2 separate regions of the Homo sapiens genome follow, and region 2 is linked to region 1. The links are chromatin loops, found by intact Hi-C in ENCODE. Cell type or tissue: natural killer cell. All regions are shown on one strand. Each heading gives the region's core, and the rest is flanking DNA. Links, peaks and the distances in the headings are about the cores only. Region 1 overlaps S1PR5 (sphingosine-1-phosphate receptor 5). Region 2 overlaps ICAM5 (intercellular adhesion molecule 5).

Evidence for each region. A loop is a pair of places that touch in the nucleus more often than their neighbours do. Peaks named below come from ENCODE experiments on the same cell type or tissue, not always from the same donor. Only the 100,000 strongest peaks of a DNase experiment are listed, where the experiment ranks them.
Region 2: a loop joins it to region 1, with 6 times the contacts of the local background. A loop is called at or near these places in 2 of 110 quality-filtered maps.

Annotation. Positions count from the first base shown.
Region 1 is chr19:10,505,338-10,515,965 of GRCh38, reverse strand. It overlaps S1PR5 (sphingosine-1-phosphate receptor 5), which reads left to right. Exons shown (of 2, transcript NM_030760.5): 2 at 937-3,224. The coding sequence starts at 955. The coding sequence ends at 2,151. Among named protein-coding and RNA genes, the nearest start is that of S1PR5, 6.8 kb to the left of the region's middle. RefSeq lists enhancers at 42-635, 636-1,229. In natural killer cell, for the core only: CTCF peaks have their summits at 5,348 and 5,548; a DNase peak (open chromatin) is centred at 5,565; H3K27ac peaks cover 1,797 bases.
Region 2 is chr19:10,292,398-10,301,165 of GRCh38, reverse strand. ICAM5 (intercellular adhesion molecule 5) reads right to left here. Exons shown (of 11, transcript NM_003259.4): 5 at 8,300-8,554; 6 at 7,920-8,168; 7 at 7,223-7,468; 8 at 6,848-7,126; 9 at 6,526-6,765; 10 at 5,554-5,820; 11 at 4,388-4,827. The coding sequence ends at 4,550. Among named protein-coding and RNA genes, the nearest start is that of ICAM5, 6.8 kb to the right of the region's middle. RefSeq lists enhancers at 1,283-1,532, 8,367-8,768, silencers at 1,439-1,603, 8,640-8,739 and a cis regulatory region at 892-1,724. In natural killer cell, for the core only: no CTCF peak of the experiment used is centred there; a DNase peak (open chromatin) is centred at 5,525; H3K4me3 peaks cover 1,042 bases; H3K27me3 peaks cover 728 bases.

The DNA.
Region 1 (10,628 bases), core at 4,014-6,513:
AACTCCCTGCTTGTGTGTTTGTGTGTGTGTGTTTGAGACAAAGTCTTGCTCTGTTGTCCTGGCTGGAGTACAGTGGCACAATCAATGCTCACTGACTGCAGCCTTGACCCCGCGGGCTCAAGTGATCCTCTCACCTCAGCTGGGACTCCACTGAGTAGCTTGGACTATAGGCATACACCAACACGTCCCGGCTAATTTTTGTAGAAACGGGGTTCTCCTATGTTGTCCAGGCTAATCTCGAACTCCTGGGCCTCAAACAATCCTCCCGCCTCAGCCTCCCAAAGTGCTGGAATTACAGGAGTGAGCCACCACACCCAGCCGTGTGTGTGTTTGGTGGGGAGGGGGGGTGTTTTGAGACAGAGTCTCGCTCTGCCACCTAGGTTGGAGTGCAGTGATGCGATCTCGGCTCACTGCAACCTCCGCCTCCTGGGTTCAAATGATTCTTCTGCCTCAGCCTCTGGAGTAGCTGGGACTACAGGCACGTGCCACCATGCCTGGCTAATTTTTTGTGTTTTTAGCAGAGACGGAGGGGTTCACCGTGTTAGCCAGGATGGTCTCGATCTCCTGACCTCGTGATCTGCCCCCCTTGGCCTCCCAGGCCTGAGCCACTGCCTCAGGCCTGAGCCTGGGGGGATTACAGGCGGGGATTACAGGCCTGAGCCACCGCGCCCAGCCATGTGTGAACCACCGCGCCCAGCCATTCATGTGTTATTAATGTCCCTTTTTTTGGGACTATGTCACCTTGTTCCCTCGTGATATTATTTGTGTGTATGTCTGTCTCCACGGACTCTATCCCTCCATCCTGAACTCCCCCTTGGACACCATGTATAGGGGGTGATGGTCAGTGGGTAGGGCCCCTTTCCCACGACTTAGCCGGCTGCTGCGAGCGTGCTTACGGGGACCGCGGCCTGACACCGTATCTTGCCTCTCCAACAGCCTTGGGGCGCGCGGCCCATGGAGTCGGGGCTGCTGCGGCCGGCGCCGGTGAGCGAGGTCATCGTCCTGCATTACAACTACACCGGCAAGCTCCGCGGTGCGCGCTACCAGCCGGGTGCCGGCCTGCGCGCCGACGCCGTGGTGTGCCTGGCGGTGTGCGCCTTCATCGTGCTAGAGAATCTAGCCGTGTTGTTGGTGCTCGGACGCCACCCGCGCTTCCACGCTCCCATGTTCCTGCTCCTGGGCAGCCTCACGTTGTCGGATCTGCTGGCAGGCGCCGCCTACGCCGCCAACATCCTACTGTCGGGGCCGCTCACGCTGAAACTGTCCCCCGCGCTCTGGTTCGCACGGGAGGGAGGCGTCTTCGTGGCACTCACTGCGTCCGTGCTGAGCCTCCTGGCCATCGCGCTGGAGCGCAGCCTCACCATGGCGCGCAGGGGGCCCGCGCCCGTCTCCAGTCGGGGGCGCACGCTGGCGATGGCAGCCGCGGCCTGGGGCGTGTCGCTGCTCCTCGGGCTCCTGCCAGCGCTGGGCTGGAATTGCCTGGGTCGCCTGGACGCTTGCTCCACTGTCTTGCCGCTCTACGCCAAGGCCTACGTGCTCTTCTGCGTGCTCGCCTTCGTGGGCATCCTGGCCGCTATCTGTGCACTCTACGCGCGCATCTACTGCCAGGTACGCGCCAACGCGCGGCGCCTGCCGGCACGGCCCGGGACTGCGGGGACCACCTCGACCCGGGCGCGTCGCAAGCCGCGCTCGCTGGCCTTGCTGCGCACGCTCAGCGTGGTGCTCCTGGCCTTTGTGGCATGTTGGGGCCCCCTCTTCCTGCTGCTGTTGCTCGACGTGGCGTGCCCGGCGCGCACCTGTCCTGTACTCCTGCAGGCCGATCCCTTCCTGGGACTGGCCATGGCCAACTCACTTCTGAACCCCATCATCTACACGCTCACCAACCGCGACCTGCGCCACGCGCTCCTGCGCCTGGTCTGCTGCGGACGCCACTCCTGCGGCAGAGACCCGAGTGGCTCCCAGCAGTCGGCGAGCGCGGCTGAGGCTTCCGGGGGCCTGCGCCGCTGCCTGCCCCCGGGCCTTGATGGGAGCTTCAGCGGCTCGGAGCGCTCATCGCCCCAGCGCGACGGGCTGGACACCAGCGGCTCCACAGGCAGCCCCGGTGCACCCACAGCCGCCCGGACTCTGGTATCAGAACCGGCTGCAGACTGACACCCTCGGCCCACGACTGTCTTCCCAAGTTTTACAGACTTGTTCTTTTTACATAAAGGAATTTGTAGGAAATGCAGCCAAAGGTGCAGTCGGAAAAGATGCAGGGGAAATGTATTTATGCAGCGACACCCCACAATGTGAACAAACAGACAAAAAATCTGTGCCCTCGTGGAATTGACGTTCTGCTTGGGAACACAGAAAAGAACTCGGTGATGAAATAATGGAGATGATTCCAGTGACAAACGACAGAGATGGTGATGGTGGTCAGGGAAGACCTCTCTGCAGAGGTAGTGACTTGTGATGTGAGCTGAGACCTCTGTCCTGGGAAGACCAAAAGAAAAGCATTTCAGGATGAGGGAATGGCATGCGCAAAGGCCCTGAGGCTGAAATGTGCCCATGTGTTCTAAGAAATGCAGCGATGCTGGTGTGCCTGGAGCAGGGACGGAGGGGGAGAATGGGAGGAGACAAGGAGCTGAAGGAGTAGTTCCCGAAGGACCTTGTGGGTGATATAGAGGACTTCGCTTTTGCTCTGAGTGAGGTGGGAGCCATAGAAGCTTCTAAGCAGAAGAGGGACTTGCCCTAATTCAGGTGATCACAGGTGTCTTGTGGCCTCCATGGGAGGTTGAAAACCAGAGAAGGTGAAGGGGGGCTGCACTGAGCCACAGGAACAATGATGGAGATTCCAGCTAAGCCCAGACCCCGTGGATTCTAGATAGATTTTAGAGGCAGCAGACAGAATTACTGAGGAATTGAGTGTAAGAGTGGAATAAAGTTATCAAGGACAATGCCAAGGGTGGGGCACCCCCAAATTTGACTCTGGGAGACTCAGCCAAATCCTATCTGGTAATAAAATTTCTTTTTTATTTTTCTTTTCTTTCTTTCTTTCTTTTTTTTTTTTTTGAGTTGGGATCTTGTGCTCTGTCACCCAGGCTGGAGTGCAATGGGCACAATTATAGCTCACTGCAGCCTGGAACTCCTGGGATCAAGCCTGGAGTTCCTGCTTCAGCCTCCCTAGTAGCTGGGACTACAGGCATGCACCACCATGCCCAGTTAATAAAATTTCTTCAAATGCAGTTTCAGATCCTTCATTAAAAGAAATAATAATAATAGGCTGGGTGCCGTGACTCATGCCTCTAACCCCAGCACTTTGGGAGGCAGAGGTGGGCAGATCACCTGATGTCAGGAGTTTGAGACCAGTTTGGCCAACATGGTGAAACCCCATCTCTACTAAAAATACCAAAATTAGCCAAGTGTGATGGCTTACGCATATAGTTCCAGCTACTCGGGAGGCTGAGGCAGGAGAATCCCTTGAAACTGGGAGGCGGAGGTTGCAAAGAGCTGCACTCCAGCCTGGGTAACAAAGTGAGACTCGGTCTAAAAAAAAAAAAAAAAAAAAAAGGATAACAAAATAAGGCCAGACACAGTGGCTCATGCCTGTAATCCCAACACTTTGGGAGGCTGAGGCAGAAGGATCGATTGAGGCTGGGAGTTTGAGACCAGCCTGGTCAACATAGTGAGACCCCATCTCTACAAAAAATTTTAAAAATTAGGCAGTTGTGGTTACGCATGCCTATAGTCACAGCTACTGGGGAGGCTGAAGAAGGAGGATTTCCAGAACCCAGGAGCTCAGGGGCTGCAGTGAGCTATTTTTGCATAACTGAACTCCAGCCTGTGTGATGAAATCATGTCTTTTAGGAAAACATAAGAGGTTTTTTGGTTTCTCTTTTTTTTTTTTTTTTGAGATGGAGGCTCACTCTATCACCCAGGCTGGAGTGCAGTGGCGCAATCTCGGCTCACTGTAAGCTCCACCTCCCAGGTTCACGCCATTCTCCTGCCTCAGCTTCCCAAGTAGCTGGGACTACAGGTGCCCGCCACCAAGCATGGCTAATTTTTTTGTATTTTTAGTAGAGATGGGGTTTCACAGTGTTAGCCAGGATGGTCTTGATCTCCTGACCTTGTGATCCGCCCACCTCGGCCTCCCAAAGTGCTGGGATAACAGGTGTGAGCCACTGCGCCTGGCCTTTTTTTTTTTTTTGAGATGAAGTCTCACTCCGTCACCAGGCTGGAGTGCAGTGCTGCAATCTTGGCTCACTACAACCTCCGCCTCCTGGGTTCAGGCGATTCTCCTGCCTCAGCCTCCCGAGTAGCTGGGATTACAGGCACCGCCACCACACCTGGCTAGTTTTTGTATTTTTAGTAGAGATGGGGTTTCACATATTGATCAGGCTGGTCTTAAACTCCTGACCTCGTGATCTGCCCGCCTCAGCCTCCCAAAGTGCTGGGATTACAGGTAGAGCCACTGTGCCCGGCCGTTTTTTGGTTTCTTTTTGAGATAGGATCTTGCTCTGTCGCCCAGCCTGGAGTACACTGGCATAATCCCAGCTCACTGCAGCCTCAAGTGATCCTCCTGAACTCCTGTGCTCAAGTGATCCTCTTGCCTCAGCCCCCAACCCGAGTAGCTGGGGCTACTGGAGCACCACACCAAACATGTTTTGAATTTTTTTTTAGAGATGATTTCTCACCACGTTGCCCAGGCTGGTCTCAAACTCCTGGGCTCAAGCAACCCACCTTGGCCTCCCAAAGTGCTGGGATAAAGGCCAGGCACGGTGACTCACACCTGTAATCCCAGCACTTTGGGAAGCCGAGGCAGGCGGATCTCTAGAGGTCAGGAGCTCGAGACCAGCCTGGCCAACATGGTGAAACTCCGCCTCTAATAAAAATACAAAAAAAAAAAAAAAAATTAGCCGGGCATGGTGCCGCGCGCCTGTAGTCCGAGCTACTCGGGAGGCTGAGGAGGGAGAATCACTTGAACCCAGGAGGCTGGAGGTTGCAGTAAGTTGAGATCGCGCCACTGCACTCCAGCCTGGGCGACCGAGCAAGACTCCATCTCAGAAAACAAAATAACAATAACAACAACAACAACAACAACGAAGTGCTGGGATACAGGTGTGAGCCTCCACACCCGGCCTAAAGTAAGAGTTCATTTTGTCTGGCTAGTTTTCTGCACAGTTCTGGGACACACCTATTTTTCAGCCTTATAGCAACTTTGCAAGGTAGGTTTCCTAATCCCCATTAGACAGATGAGGAAATTCCAGACAGTGACTACCTTGTCTCAGTGTCTGAGCCAGGACATTAGCTTAAGCTTCAGGCCCCAGGAGGCACTGGCTTGGTATCTGACCCCTCCAGATGGGTCTGGCAAGGCTATGCCAACAGTCCCTCCCACGGGGGTCTGCATTCATGGTTGGAACGATGCCAGGGCGCCGTTTGTGCCCATAAAAGGCTCCAGACGTGCTGGCCCCTGCCCCCGGCATGTCCCCAGGCGCATTCTTGACCCCTGAACGGCTGGATGGGCCCTGGGGCCGGGTTGGGGGGCGTCTGGCTTCGGGTTCAGACTGCAGCGCTCCACCTTCCGGGAAACCTTGGAACTGCAGGCAACCTCAAAAAAAGCGGTGTTTTGGGGACAGGTGTCCCAGACTGGGGGGACCCCAAGTCCCTGCTGGCCACGTTCAGAGTGCCCCTGGAGGCCACACACACGGGAAACCAACCAGTTGGAACACAGGCACACTTGCTTATGAGTTTTCTAGAAAATTTAAAAAGCATCCAGTTCAGCCAGGCGCAGTGGACTCATACCTGTAATCCCAGCACTTTGGGAGGCCGAGGCGGGCGGATCACCTGAGGTCAGGAGTTTGAGACCAGTCTGGCCATCATGGGGAAACCCCGTCTCTACTTAAAATACAAAATTAGCCGGGCATGGTGGCGTGCACCCGTAATCCCAGCTACTTGGGAGGCCAAGGCAGGAGAATCACGTGAACCCAAGAGGCAGAGGTTGCAGTGAGCCGAGCTCATGCCATTGCTCTTCAGCCTCGGCAAAAAGAATGAAACTCCATCTCAAGAAAAAAAAAAAAGCACGCAGTTCCCCTTCCTTGTGGCGATCACAGTGGGACTCCTGGGGACCTTCCAGAGCTAGTCTGTGGATTCACCTTGCCAAAATGAAATGTAAATACACCTCCTGTCTTTTTGTACAAATTTATCACTGTTCTGCATGTTGCTTTGTTGACTTAACAGTATATCTTGGCAGGGCATGTTGGCTCACGCCTGTAATCCTAGCATTTTGGGAGGCTGAGGCAGAAGGATCATTTGAGCCCAGTAGTTGGAGATAGGCCCACACAACATAGGGAGACCCAGTTTCTAGAAATGATTCAAAAATCACCCAGGTGGGCCGGGCATGGTGGCTCATGCCTGTAATCCCAGCACTTTGGGAGGCCAAGGCGGGAGGATTACTTGAGGCCAGGAGTTAGATACAAGCCTAGCCAACATGGTGAAACCCCGTCTCTACTAAAAATGCAAAAAATAGCCAGGCGTTGTGGCAGGTTCCTGTAATCCCAGCTACTCAGGAGGCTGAGGCATGAGAATTGCTTGAACCCAGGAAGTAGAGGTTGCAGGGAGCCGAGATCATGCCACTGCACTCCAATCTGAGTAACAGAGTGAGACACTATCTAAAAAAAAAAAAAAAATCACCCGGGCACAGTGGCACATGCCTATGGTCCCAGACACTGGGGAGGCTGGAGTGGGAGGATCGCCTGAGCCTGGGAGGTCAAGGCTGCAGTGAGCTATGATTGTACAATTGCACTCCAGCCTGGGTGATACAGCAAGACCTGTCTAAAAAATTTTTTTGAAAAGTATATCTTGCAAAAATATTGCACACCCACACATTTTCTTGTTTGTTTGGTTTTTGAGATAGGGTCTTGCTGTGTTGCCCAGGCTGGAGTGCATTTGACACAATTATGGCCCACTGCAGCCTCCACCTCTCAGGCTCAAGCAATACTACTCCTGCCTCAGCCTCCCGTGTAGTAGCTGGGACCAAATATCCCCACACCACACCTGGCTCACAACCACAGAGCTCAAAACCACAACACAGCTCACAACCACACACAGCTAATTTTTTTTTTTTTGAGGCTGGTCTCAAACTCCTGAGCTCAAGTGATTCACCTGCCTCGGCCTCCCAAGTGCTGGGATTACAGACATGAGCCACAGCGCCTGGCAATACCCACACATTTTGTAATGTCTTGCTCTTAGTCAGCTTGGACTGCATAACAAATACCCTAGATGGGGTGGCTTAAGTCCCAGTAATTACTTTTGCATCGTTCTGGAGGGTAGGAAGTCCAATATCAGAATGGCAGCCTGGGGCCGGACACTGTGGCTCACGCCTGTAATCCCAGCACTTTGGGAGGCCCAGGCAGGCGGATCACCTGAGATCAGGAGTTCGAGAACAGCCTGGCCAACACGGTGAAACAGCTGTCTCTACCAAAAATACAAAAAAAAAATTAGCTAGGCGTGGTGGCAGGTGCCTGTAATCCCAGCTACTGGGGAGGCTAAGGCAGGAGAACTGCTTGAACTCAGAAGGTGGAGGTTGCAGTGAGCTGAGATCGCGACATTGCACTTCAGCCTGGATTACAGAGCGAGACTCTGTCTCGGAAAAAAAAAAAAAAAAAAAAAAAAAAAAAGGCCAGGAGCAGTGGCTCGCGCCTGTAATCTCAGCACTGAGGCCGAAGCAGGTGGATCACGAGGTCAGGAATCTGAGACCAGCATGGCCAACATGGTGAAACCCCGTTGCTACTAAAGATACAAAAAATTACCTGGGTGTGGCGGCATGCGCATGTAATCCCAGCTACTCCGGAGGCTGGGGCAGAAGAATCGCTTGAACCCAGGAGTCAGGGGTTGCAGTGAGCGGAGATCACTCCACTGCACTCCAGCCTGGGCGACAGGGCGAGACATGGTCTCAAAAAAAGAGAATGTCAGCATGGTTGTGTTCTAGTGAGGACTCTCTTCTGAGCTTGCAGACAGCCGCTTTCTCACTGTGTTCCCACATGTTGGGGAAAGAAACAGAGAGCAGGTCGGGCGAGGTAGCTCATGACTATAATCCCAACACTTTGGGAGACTGAGGCAGGTGGATCAACTGAGGCCAGGAGTTCAAGATCAGCCTGGCCAACATGGTGAAACCCCATCTCTACTAAAAATACAAAAATCAGCTGGGTGTGGTGGCACACATCTGTAACTCCAGCTACTCAGGAGGCTGAGGCAGGAGAATTGCTTGAACCTGTAAGGCGGAGGTTGTAGTGAGTGGAGATGGCACCACTGCATTCCAGCCTGTCTCAAAAAAAAAAAAAAAAAAAAAAAAGAAAAGAAAAAAGAAAGAGAGAACACTTTCTGGTGTGCTCTTCCTATAAAGACACTAATCCCATCATGAGGTTCCCACCTTCATGACCTCATCTAGACCTAATCGCTTCCCAAAGGCCCCATCTCCAAATACCATTCCATTGAGGGTTAGGGCTGCAACACACGAAAAGGGGGTACGGGTGCATAATTTGGTCCATAGCACTTCTTTTTTTGAGATGCAGTTTTGCTCTTGTTGCACAGGCTGGAGTGCAGTGGCACGATCTCAGCTCACCACAACCTCCACCTCCGGGGTTCAAGTGATTCTCCTGCCTCAGCCTCCTGAGTAGCTGGGATTACAGGTATGCGCCACTACACCTGGCTTATTTTGTATTTTTAGTAGAGACGAGGTTTCACTGTGTTGGTCAGGCTGGTCTCGAACACCTGACCTCAGGTGATCTGCCCGCCTCGGCCCCCCAAAGTGCTGGGATGACAGGCGTAAGCCACTGGGCCTGGCTCTTTTTTTACATTAAAAAAATAGAGGCCTGGTCAGGTACAGTGACTTATGCCTGTAATCTCAGCACTTTGCAGGGCTGAAGCAGGAGGATCACTTGAGCCCAGGAGTTTGAGACCAACCTGGGCAACATAGTGAGACACCATCTCTACAAAAAAGAAATAACTTAGCCAAGTGTGGTGGCATACACCTGTGGTCCCAGCTACTTGGGAGGCTGAGGCAGGAGGATGGCTTGAGCCAGGAGTTCGAGGCTGCAGTGAGCCATGATTGCACTGCTGCACGCCATCCTGGGTGACAGCAAGACCCTGTTAAAAAAAAAAAAAAAAAAAAAGAGGTGGGGCGTGGTGGCTTACACCTGTAATCCCAGAACTCTGGGAGACCAAGTAGGGAGGATCCGTCGAGCCCAGGAGTTCGAGATCAGCCTGGGCAACATGGTGAAGCCCCAGCTCTACAAAAGAAAGAAAAAAAGGGTGGGGGGAAGTTAGCTGGGTGTGGTAGTGAGTGACTGTAGTCCCAGCTACTTGGGAGGCTGGGGCAGCAGGATCACTTGATCTCAGGAGGTCAAGGCTGAAGTGAGCTATGATTGTGCCACCGCACTCCAGCCTGGGTGACAGAGCAAGACCTTGTCTCAAAAAAAGAAAAATAAATAAATAAAATAAAAAAAGAGTCTGGGTGCAGTGGCTCACGTCGGTAATCCCAGCACTTTGGGAAGACGAGGCGGGAGGATCACGAGGTCAGGAGTTCAAGACCAGCCTGACCAACATGATGAAACGCTGTCTGTACTAAAAATACAAAAAATTAGCTGGGTATGGTGGCAGGCACCTGTAATCCTAGCTACTTGGGAGGCTGAGGTAGAAGAATCGCTTGAACCCGGGATGCAGAGGTTGCAGCAAGCCAAGATCACACCACTGCACACCAACCCGGGTGACAGTGCGAGACTCCGTCTCAAAAATAAATAAATAAATAAATAAATAAATAAATGAAAATCGAAAAAGAAAAAGAGAAAAGAAAAAATAGAAGATCTAGGTACATATCCATACAGTAAATGTACTGCTCCTTTTAACTGGCTGCATAGTATTTCTTAGCAAGGATGTGCCACCACTGATTAAGCCAGGGCTCTACAGAGGGACATGTGAATGGGATCCAGTCCTTTTGCCATGATATGCATTATAATGCAATGAATGTGTGCACATGCTTCCTCCTGTATGTGTGCGAGTGCACCTTGGATAAATCTCTACAAGCACCTGGCTCACTGGACCTGTAGGTTTGATTTTGAGAGATATTAGAGAGGTTGTTTTCTGCAACGTGCCAGGAAGGCGCTGGTTACAACCTCGGCCACTCAGCGTGTTCACGGACTATCTAGGCCGCCCCCCTGAGGAGCTGTCTGGAACTGCATCTACACGCAACAAGGATTTGGGGTAGCGGGGTAACTCCAACGTAGCCCTACACGTGATTCCTTCCAGACCCTGAGCCAGGACGTTCAATCTTTCAAATTCACCCTGGAGGCTCCAGGGGCCTAGAGTTTCCATTTATTATTCACTTACATGGCGAAATCCCATCTATCTTTTTTTTTTTTCTTTTCCTTTCGAGACGTAGTCTCGCGCTGTTGCTCAGGCTGGAGTGCAATGGCAGGATTTCGGCTCACTGCAACCTTCACTTACCCACCACCACACCCGGTTAATTTTTTGTATTTAGTAGAGACGGCGGTCTCACCATATTGGTCAGGCCGGTCTCGAACTCCTAACCTCAGGTGATCCACCCGTCTTGGCCTACCAAAGTGCTAGGATTACAAGCATGAGCCACTGCGCCT
Region 2 (8,768 bases), core at 4,287-6,786, 220 kb after region 1:
CTTGCCTTTGCACTCCAGCCTGGGTGACAAAGTGAGACTCTGTCTCAAAAAAAAAAAGAAAAAAAAAAAAAAATGTCGGGCACCATGGCTCATGCCTGCCTGTAATCCCAGCACTTTGGGAAGCTGAGGTGGGTGGATCAGGAGTTCGAGACCAGCCTGGCAAACATGGTGAAACCCCATCTCTGCTAAAGATACAAAAATTAGCCAGGCATAGTGGTGGGTGCCTGTAATCCTATTGGGAGGCTGAGGCAGGAGAGAATCACTTGAACCTGGGAGGCGGAGGCTGCAGTAAGCCAAGATTGCGCCACTGCACTCCAGCCTGGGCCACACAGTGAGACTCCGTCTCAAACAAACAAACAAACAAACAAACAAACAAAAAAAAAAACAGAAAGAAAAAGAAAAAGTAATTGCAGTTTTTGCCATTACTTTTTTTTTTTTTTTTTCCTCTGAGACAGTCTCACTCTGTGGCCCAGGCTGGAGTGCAGTGGCGTGATTTCAGCTCACTGCAGCCTCCGCTTCAGGGTTCAAGCAGTTCTCCTGCCTCAGCCTCCCAAGTAGCTGAGACTACAGGGGTGTGCCACCATGTCCGGCTAATTTTTTTTGTATTGTTAGTAGAGACAGGGTTTCACCATGTTAGCCAGGCTGGTCTTGAACTCCTGACCTCGTGATCTGCCCACCTCGGCCTCCCAAAGTGCTGGGATTACAGGCGTGAGCCACCATGCCCTGCCTGCCATTACTTTCAATGGCAAAAACAGCAATTACTTTTGCACCAACCTACTAAAATAAATATCTCATCTGAAGGCTCTGAAAGAGACCTTGAGGTCAGTAGGAGCGGAGAGAGATCATTAAGTAGGGAGGGCACAGGCAGAAAAGGTGAGGTGCTGTTAGTGGCAGGGACTGCACCTGGCTGGTGCCTTTTTGGGTGTTATACCTGGCCCCTGGCTCCAGCACCGAGCACTGGCCTGCCCTCTTGTGCCATTTCCCCGTCTCATCTTTGCTCATTACATGTTTGCATGGGACTGGCTTCCTTCTCTAGGGCTCCGTGTTCCTGCTTTTGAGGGAGGAGGGGCAGAGGAGGAGGCTGTGGGGAGGAGGCCCAGCTGCTGTGCCTTATGCTGTTGGGGATGAGGGGGGAAGGTGCCGTGTAGTGGGGGTTGCAGCGGATACCCTGTGTGTGTCTGTTCTGAATCATGATGGGCTGAGTGGAAAGGCAGGGTGGGGGTAAACTGAAGCACTGTGGGTGGACACAGGACAAAGGAGGCATTGAGGGCGGGGCAGGGGTGCCCCCTTTAACAGGGAGGACATGCTAAGGGCTGACACCCATAGCATCAGCCAGTGCCTGCCCAGGAAGGTCTCACCGAAGTCTCAGGGCAGGGGCACAACGGAGAGGGCCTCCACCCACCCTGGCAAGGCGGCCTCAGCTCTGCCGGTAACCAGGCCTGGGGGAAGCACCTAGCCCCCACCTCCAAGAGTGACCCGGATCAGAGGGCAGTGCTGGGTGGAAGAGATAAGTAGGAGGAAGGAGTGAGGCCCCCACCCCTGCCCAAGGGTGTGAAGAGAGCAGAAAACAGGCACTGAGAGAGGACGAGCTCTAGGTCACACTGAGAAAAGACAGCCAGCCGGGCCAGGCACAGTGGCTCAGGCTTGTAATTCCAGCACGTTGGGAGACCGAGGCAGGTGAATCACGAGGTCAGTAGTTCCAGACTAGCCTGACCAACATGGTGAAACCCTGTCTCTACTAAAAATACAAAAATTAGCCGGGCGTAGTGGTGGCGCGCGCCTGTAATCCCAGCTACTCAGGAGGCTGAGGCAGGAAAATCGCTTGAACGTGGGAGGCAGAGCTTGCAGTGAGCTGAGATTACACCACTGCACTCCAGCCTGGGCGACAGAGAGACTCCGTCTCAAAAAAAAAAAAAAAAGAAAAAGAAAAAGACAGCTTAGATTGTGCCTGATGCATAGTAGGTGTTCAAAAAAAGTTTTTGGATTTTTTCGTTGTTTGTTTTTAGAGACAGGGTCTGGTTCTGTCACCTGGGCTGGAGCACAATGACGATATCATAGCTGGAAGTGGCTTTGACCTCCTAGGCTCAAAGGATCCTCCTGCCTCAGCCTCCCAAGTAGCTGGGACTACAGGCATGCACCACCATGTCTGGCTAATTTTTGAAAAATACACCAGGCATGGTGGCTTACAGCTGTAATCCCAGCACTTTGGGAGACCGAGGCAGGTGGATCACCTTAGGTCAGGAGTTCGAGACCAGCCTGGCCAACATGGTGAAACCCTGTCTCTACTAAAAATACAAAAATTAGCTGGGTGTGGTGGTGCATGCCTATAGTCCCAGCTATTTGGGAAGCCAAGGCAGGGGAATTGCTTGAACCCAGGAGGCAGAGGTTGCAGTGAGCCAAGATCACACCACAGCACTCCAGCCTGGGTGACAGAGCAAGACTCCATCTCAAAAAAAAAATTTTTTTTTTGAGGCCGGGCGCGGTGGCTCACGCCTGTAATCCCAGCACTTTGGGAGGCTGAGGCGGGTGGATCTCGAGGTCAGGAATAGAGACCATCCTGGCGAACACGGTGAAATCCCATCTCTACTAAAAATACAAAAAAAAATTAGCTGGGTGTGGTGGCAGGCGCCTGTAATCCCAGCTACTTGGGAGGCTGAGGCAGGAGAATGGCATGAACCCGGGAGACGGAGCTTGCAGTGAGCAGAGATAGTGCCACTGCTGTCCAGCCTGGGCGACAGAGCGAGACTCCATCTCAAAAAAAAAAATTTTTTTTTGAAACATGTTTTTTTGTAGGGTCTCGCTATGTTGCCCAGGCTGGTCTGAAACTCGTGGGCACAAGGGATCCTCCCACCTGGGCCTCCCAAAAGTCCTGGGATTACAGGCTTGAGCCACCATGCCCAGCCCCCTCAAAAAACACTTTTTTTTTTTTTTTTTTTTTTTTGAGACAGAGTCTAGTTCTGTTGCCCAGGCTGGAGTGCAATGGCAAGATCTCTACCTCCCGGGTTCTAGCAATTCTCCTGCCTCAGCCTCACGAGTAGCTGGGATTACAGGGCGTGTGCCACTACAGCCCAGCTAAATTTTTGTATTTTTTTGTTTTTGTTTTTGGTTTTTTTTTGAGACAGAGTCTCGCTCTATTGCCCAGGCTGGAGTGCAGTGGTGCGATCTTGGCTCACTGCAACCTCTGCCTCCGGGGTTAAAGCGATTCTCCTGCCTCAGCCTCTTGAGTAGCTGGGACTACAGGCATGTGCCACCACGCCCGGCTAATTTTTGTGTTTTTAGTAGTGACGGGGTTTCACCATGTTAGCCAGGACAGTCTTGATCTTCTAACCCCATGATCCGCCCGCCTCAGCCTCGCAAAGTGCTGGGATTACAGACGTGAGCCACTTCACCCGGCCTTAATTTTTTTGTATTTTTGGTAGAGAAGGTGTTTCACCACGTTGGCCAGGGTGGTCTCGAACTCCTGACCTCAAGTGACCCCCCCCCCCCGCCTTAGTTTCCCAAAGTTCTGGGATTCAAGCGAGAGTACTGTGCTCGGCCCTGGCTAATTTTTTTTTTTTTTTTTGAGACGGAGTCTTGCTGTCTGCCAGGGTGGAGTGCAGTGGCGCGATCTCGGCTCACTGCAAGCTCTGCTCCCCGGGTTCATGCCATTCTCCTGCCTCAGCCTCCTGAGTAGCTGGGACTACAGGCGCCCGCCACCACGCTCGGCTAATTTTTTTTTTTTTTTTTTTTTTGTATTTTTAGTAGAGACGGGGTTTCACCGTGTTAGCGAGGATGGTCTCGATCTCCCGACCTCGTGATCCGCCCGCCTCGGCCTCCCAAAGTGCTGGGATTACAGGCGTGAGCCACCACGCCTGGTTTTTTTTTTAAGACGGAATCTCGCTCTGTCGCCAGGCTGGAGTTCAGTGGCACGATCTCGGCTCACTGCAACCTCTGCCTCCGGGGTTAAAGCGATTCTCCTGCCTCAGCCTCCCGAATAGCTGGGACTACAGGCGCGCACCACCATGCCCAGCTAATTTTTGTATTTTTAGTAGAGACAGGGTTTCACCATATTGGCCAGGATGGTCTCGATCTCATGACCTCGACCTCGTGATCTGGCCGCCTCGGCCTTCCAAAGTCCTGGGATTACACGCATGAGCCACCGCGACCGGCCTTGGCTAATTTTTGAAAAATATTTTTTGTAGGGTCTCCCTATGTTGCCCAGGCTGGTCTGAAACTCTTGGGTGCAAGGGATCCTCCCACCTGGGCCTCCCACAAGTCCTGGGATTACAGGCCTAAGCCACCACCCCAGGCCCTCTCAAAAATCGCTTTTTGAATGAATAACTCGGGAGGTCACGACTGGAACCCTGGGCTTGTTCCACCTTGCAGAAACAGAAGCGGAGACAGGGAGTTCCTTTATAAAAACTTTATTGAGGGGATGGGTAGAAAATGGGGGTGACGCCCTTGGAGTTGAATACATAAATAAATGAATAAGTAAATAAATAAAGCAATAAATAAGCCCCCGTGTGAGTCTGGGGGGCGTCCCCCGGCCCGCGGGGAGAGGGGAGCGGGCTCACGCCGATGTCAGCTGTATGGCGAAGACCTCGCCCTCCGCCGGCGACTCGGCCGCGCCCCCCGCCGCCTCGGGTCCGCCCTCCGCGCCTGCCGCCCCGCCAGCGCCGCCGCCCGCTCCGTTCAGACACACGGCCTCGCCTGAGCTCTCGGCCTCCTGCACGTTGTACTCGCCCTTCTTGCAGGCGGTGGACTGCACGTAGAAGGCCAGGCCGGCCCCCGCGGCCAGCAGCGCCGCGCCCCCCGCCGCGCCGCCCACGGCGACCCATAGCCACGGACCTGCGGGGTGGAGACCCTCGCGGAGGGTGGCCAAGCTCCGGGGGGCTTCTCCCACCGCCCCCCGCACTCCCACAGGCACGAAGTCAGTCCTCATGCCCCGGGGAGCTCACTGTCTGGCCTTGGGAGAAGGGAGACAACCCATGCAATAAGGCCACTCCCAGTGCCAGGGCGACCCGAGTCCCGATTTATATCGCACTTCAGCCCATGGGGATATAAACCCGTGACCACACTTAGCCCCCTGGCGACAAGTCAACTCTCCCCATCCCCCAAAAAATGAGGACCGGCAGGACCAGGTCAGGTTCCCCCGACCCCAGAGAGAACCCAGCCCCAGGAGCTTCAGGAAGTGAGAGAAGGCGATCTTGACCCCTCTCTCCCTCCAACATCCAATGACTTTGGTCCCTCCCCAATCTTCCCCACAGTGGATTGTGAATTGGGTCAAGTTTCCACCACGCAGAATCCAGCCCAAGTTTTAAAGTCCTTTCCTGCAGCAGTGACAGCCCCGGAGGGTCCCTCCCCTTGAATTCAGTCCCCCTGCCACCTCCATCTCCCACCCCTCAAAGTGCGATCAACAGCCCCACCCGCTAAGGCACCTTTGACTTCTACTCTGTCCCACTTCCGTCTAGTCTACCGGGACCGAGAGGGAGGCAGGCGGGGCCGGCCGCCCCAAGACCCAGGTCACGCCCCCTCTCAGATACCTCGCCCCGCCTCTCCCCAGCTGCCACTTACCGGCCACGCGCACCGTGATGCGCCGCGCGTGGCGCCCGTGCGCGTTGGTGGCTGCGCACTCGTACTCGCCGCCGTGGCTTCCCATGGCGCCTGCCACGCTCAGTGTGCTGTTGTTGCTCGACAGGCCGATGTTGAGGGCCCCCGGGGGCGCGCGCCAGCTGATCTGGGCTGGAGGCCAGGCCTCCGCGCGGCAGGTCAACGTGAAGTTTCCTCCTGGGCGCACGCCTCCAGGGGGCGAGGCAGCAAGTTCGGCCACCACTGGCCGGTCTGAAGGGCACAGAAGGTGAAGTGGGGCTTAGCGCCGGCCCAGCCACTGATCAAATGCCCTGCTCCGGCCCACAACGATCGATGGGAGACCACCGCGCCTCTGATGGGCAGAAGAGGATCCTGCCTCCTATCAGAGCCTCCTTCCCCGACAATCAGGCTGCTGTTGCGGCTAAAATTCCTCGCCCTTCTTCACCGAATGGAAGGAGGTGAAGCCCAGGTCAGTGTTCTAATCCAGGATTTGAGGAGGGCCGTGCTCCTATTCCCTATAATTTTCTTTTTCTGTTTTTCTAAGAAAGAGTCTCACTCTGTTGCCCAGGCTGGAGTGCAGTGGCGGGATCTCGGCTCCCTGCAACCTCTGCCTCCCAGGCTCAAGCGATTCTCCTGCCTCAGCCTCCCAAGTAGCTGGGACCACAGGCGCCCACCACCACGACCGGCTAATTTTTGTAGAGACGGGTTTTCGCCATGTTGGCCGGGCTGGTCTCGAACTCCTGGCCTCAAGTGATTCATCCGCCTCAACCTTCCAAAGTGTTGGGATTACAGACCTGAGCCACTGCGCCTGGCTAGAATTTTCATTACCCCCTGGTTTAGGCTGGAATTCCCTGTCCCCGAGAATGGGATTGGGAGAGGTGCCCTTGAATGCTCCCACCGCTGCGAGTCATTCTTCCGAGGACCGTGTCCCCTCCATCCGGTGCTGCCCCCACTCACATTCCACGCCCACAGTGACGGTCCGGGAGTCCGTGCCATGCGCATTGGTGGCCACACAGTGGTAAGTGCCCGCGTCCTCTCGGGACACGCGCTGCTGCTCAGGCCATGGGATGCCTTCCCGAGAGCAGCGCACTCCTGGGGAAGGGCGACCCCGGGCGGCGCAGGCCAGCGCGGAAGCCTCAGCCCCTTCCAGCCACGTCTGGTGACTTGGGCAGGTAGATTCATCCATCTCCGGTGGCGCTGCAAAGCAGCCATGGGGGATGTCAGGGAGTGCCTGGACCGTGGGGCACCCCTGCTCCCTACCCGCCTGGGCCTCGCTCACACTCCGCGCTCACGACGACTGTTTTGGCCACGGAGCCGTGGCGGTTGGTGGCGTTGCAGACGTAGATACCGGGTGCCAGGACTCTAGGGATTCTGGGAGCTCTGGGACTAGGGTCTGGGGGTGCCAGCGGCAGCAGCACCCCCTCAGTGGCGCCCCCGGAGCCCACGCACTTCACGCTTGGCTGTGGCTTCCCATCGACCTCACAGGAAAACAGGCGCCCAGATCCTTCCACCCATGTCCAATTGCTGGGGCAGCTCGGCTCCTCAAACCTGGGGCCATCTGGGAAACAGGATTGCAGGGGCTCACACGGGGGCCAGGAAGTCCAGCCGGGGTTGTCCCACAGATCCTGCCTAACTCCGCGGTGCCCCTACTCACATTCCACCGTGACGGCCACATTTTTGGCCGCAGAGCCCCGAGGGTTGGTGGCTTCGCAGCGGTAAGTGCCCGCATGCTCCCGGGCCACACGCAACAGCCCCTCGATGACGGCCCCGAGTTCTCCAGAGCGCACGCAGATCACATCAGGCGGCGGTACCCCGTGCGCCACACAGCTCAGCGAGGCTTCTGTTCCCTCCAGCCAAGTAATGCGTTCTGGGCAGCCCACGCTGTCCAGCGCTGGTGCGTCTGGAGGAGGGAGTGTATTGTTGGCTTTGGGGTTTGGGGGCAAATCTGACGTCCCTAGACCCTCCTTGGCGCGGCAAGGCTTCCACGAAGTGTTGTCCCTGCATAACCCTTGGACGCCGATCCAAGGAGGTGTCACGCTAGTCGAGGCATGCACTCTGTCTGGGAGCTTCCTGAGCCACCAGTGGCGCCTTTTTCGTCTAAAAACTTAAACACTCTGGACTGCCCGCCTTTCCACGACTCCGCCCAAATACCACGCCCTAGGCTAGGGGCACGCCCACCCGGTCCCTTCCATCCTCCAAGATCTTTCTCCAACCCCACTAACCAGCCTCTTCCCTTTCCCAAAACCTCACCCAAAGGGACACCTCATACCCTACTCCTACTCTTCCCTGGAGGCTGGCCACCCTCCAGACCTTGAACCAGATAGAAATGCACCCTGCGCACCCCCACTCACACTCCACCGTTAGCGTTACGTCCTTGACCGCCTCGCCTTGATCATTGGCCGCCTTGCAGCGGTAAGTGCCTGAGAGCGCCCGAGTGACTGGACCCAGCAGGCCCAGAGCCAGCACGGCCCCGCCGTCGGAGCGCGCACAGTGCACTGAGGGTTCTGGGTTCCCGCGGGCCTCGCAGCGCAGCGTCTGCTCTGGGCCCTCGGGCCACGTCCAACTCCTGGGGCAGTCCGAATCGTCTAGCCGGGGAGCGTCTGCGGGCAGGGCGTGGGGTTACAGAGGCTTAGACGTAAGAAATGGCTCCGCCTCCACGACACGGTGAGGGAGCAGGCGGGTCCTTGGAAGTCACCAGAAGGTGGGGGGCGAGGGGTTATCACCAACTCACATAGGACACGAAGCTCTGCGCTCCTGTTCTTGATCAGGGTCTCCCCGTCCACATCGAGGGTGGCGTCGCAGAAGAAGCTGCGTCTGTCGTCGTTCTCGGTGGCATTTAGCTGAAGCTGGGCGGGCTGCCCCGGGACCGCGGCTGGAACTCCCTCCAGTGTGACCAGAGCTTGGGCCCCAGCTGCGCAGGTTACTGTCACCATCTGCCCCTCGGAGACGCTGGGTTCGCTCAGGGTCAGGAGTGGTGCCGGGAAGCCTGGGGGCGGAGCATTTGGTCGTAGTATACTGACCATACCCCTCCCTCCGGTCAAGGCCCGCCCCTTATCTGCCCGAATCCTCGGGGTGCTGAGAACGAACTAGGGTACGGCGCCCCGCCTCTCAGGCTGTACAGGCTCCTCCTCCCCAGCGATTACGTCTCCGCCCCCACCTGCCCCGCCCCTCGGGCCACGCCTGTTCCGGTACTGAGGTCC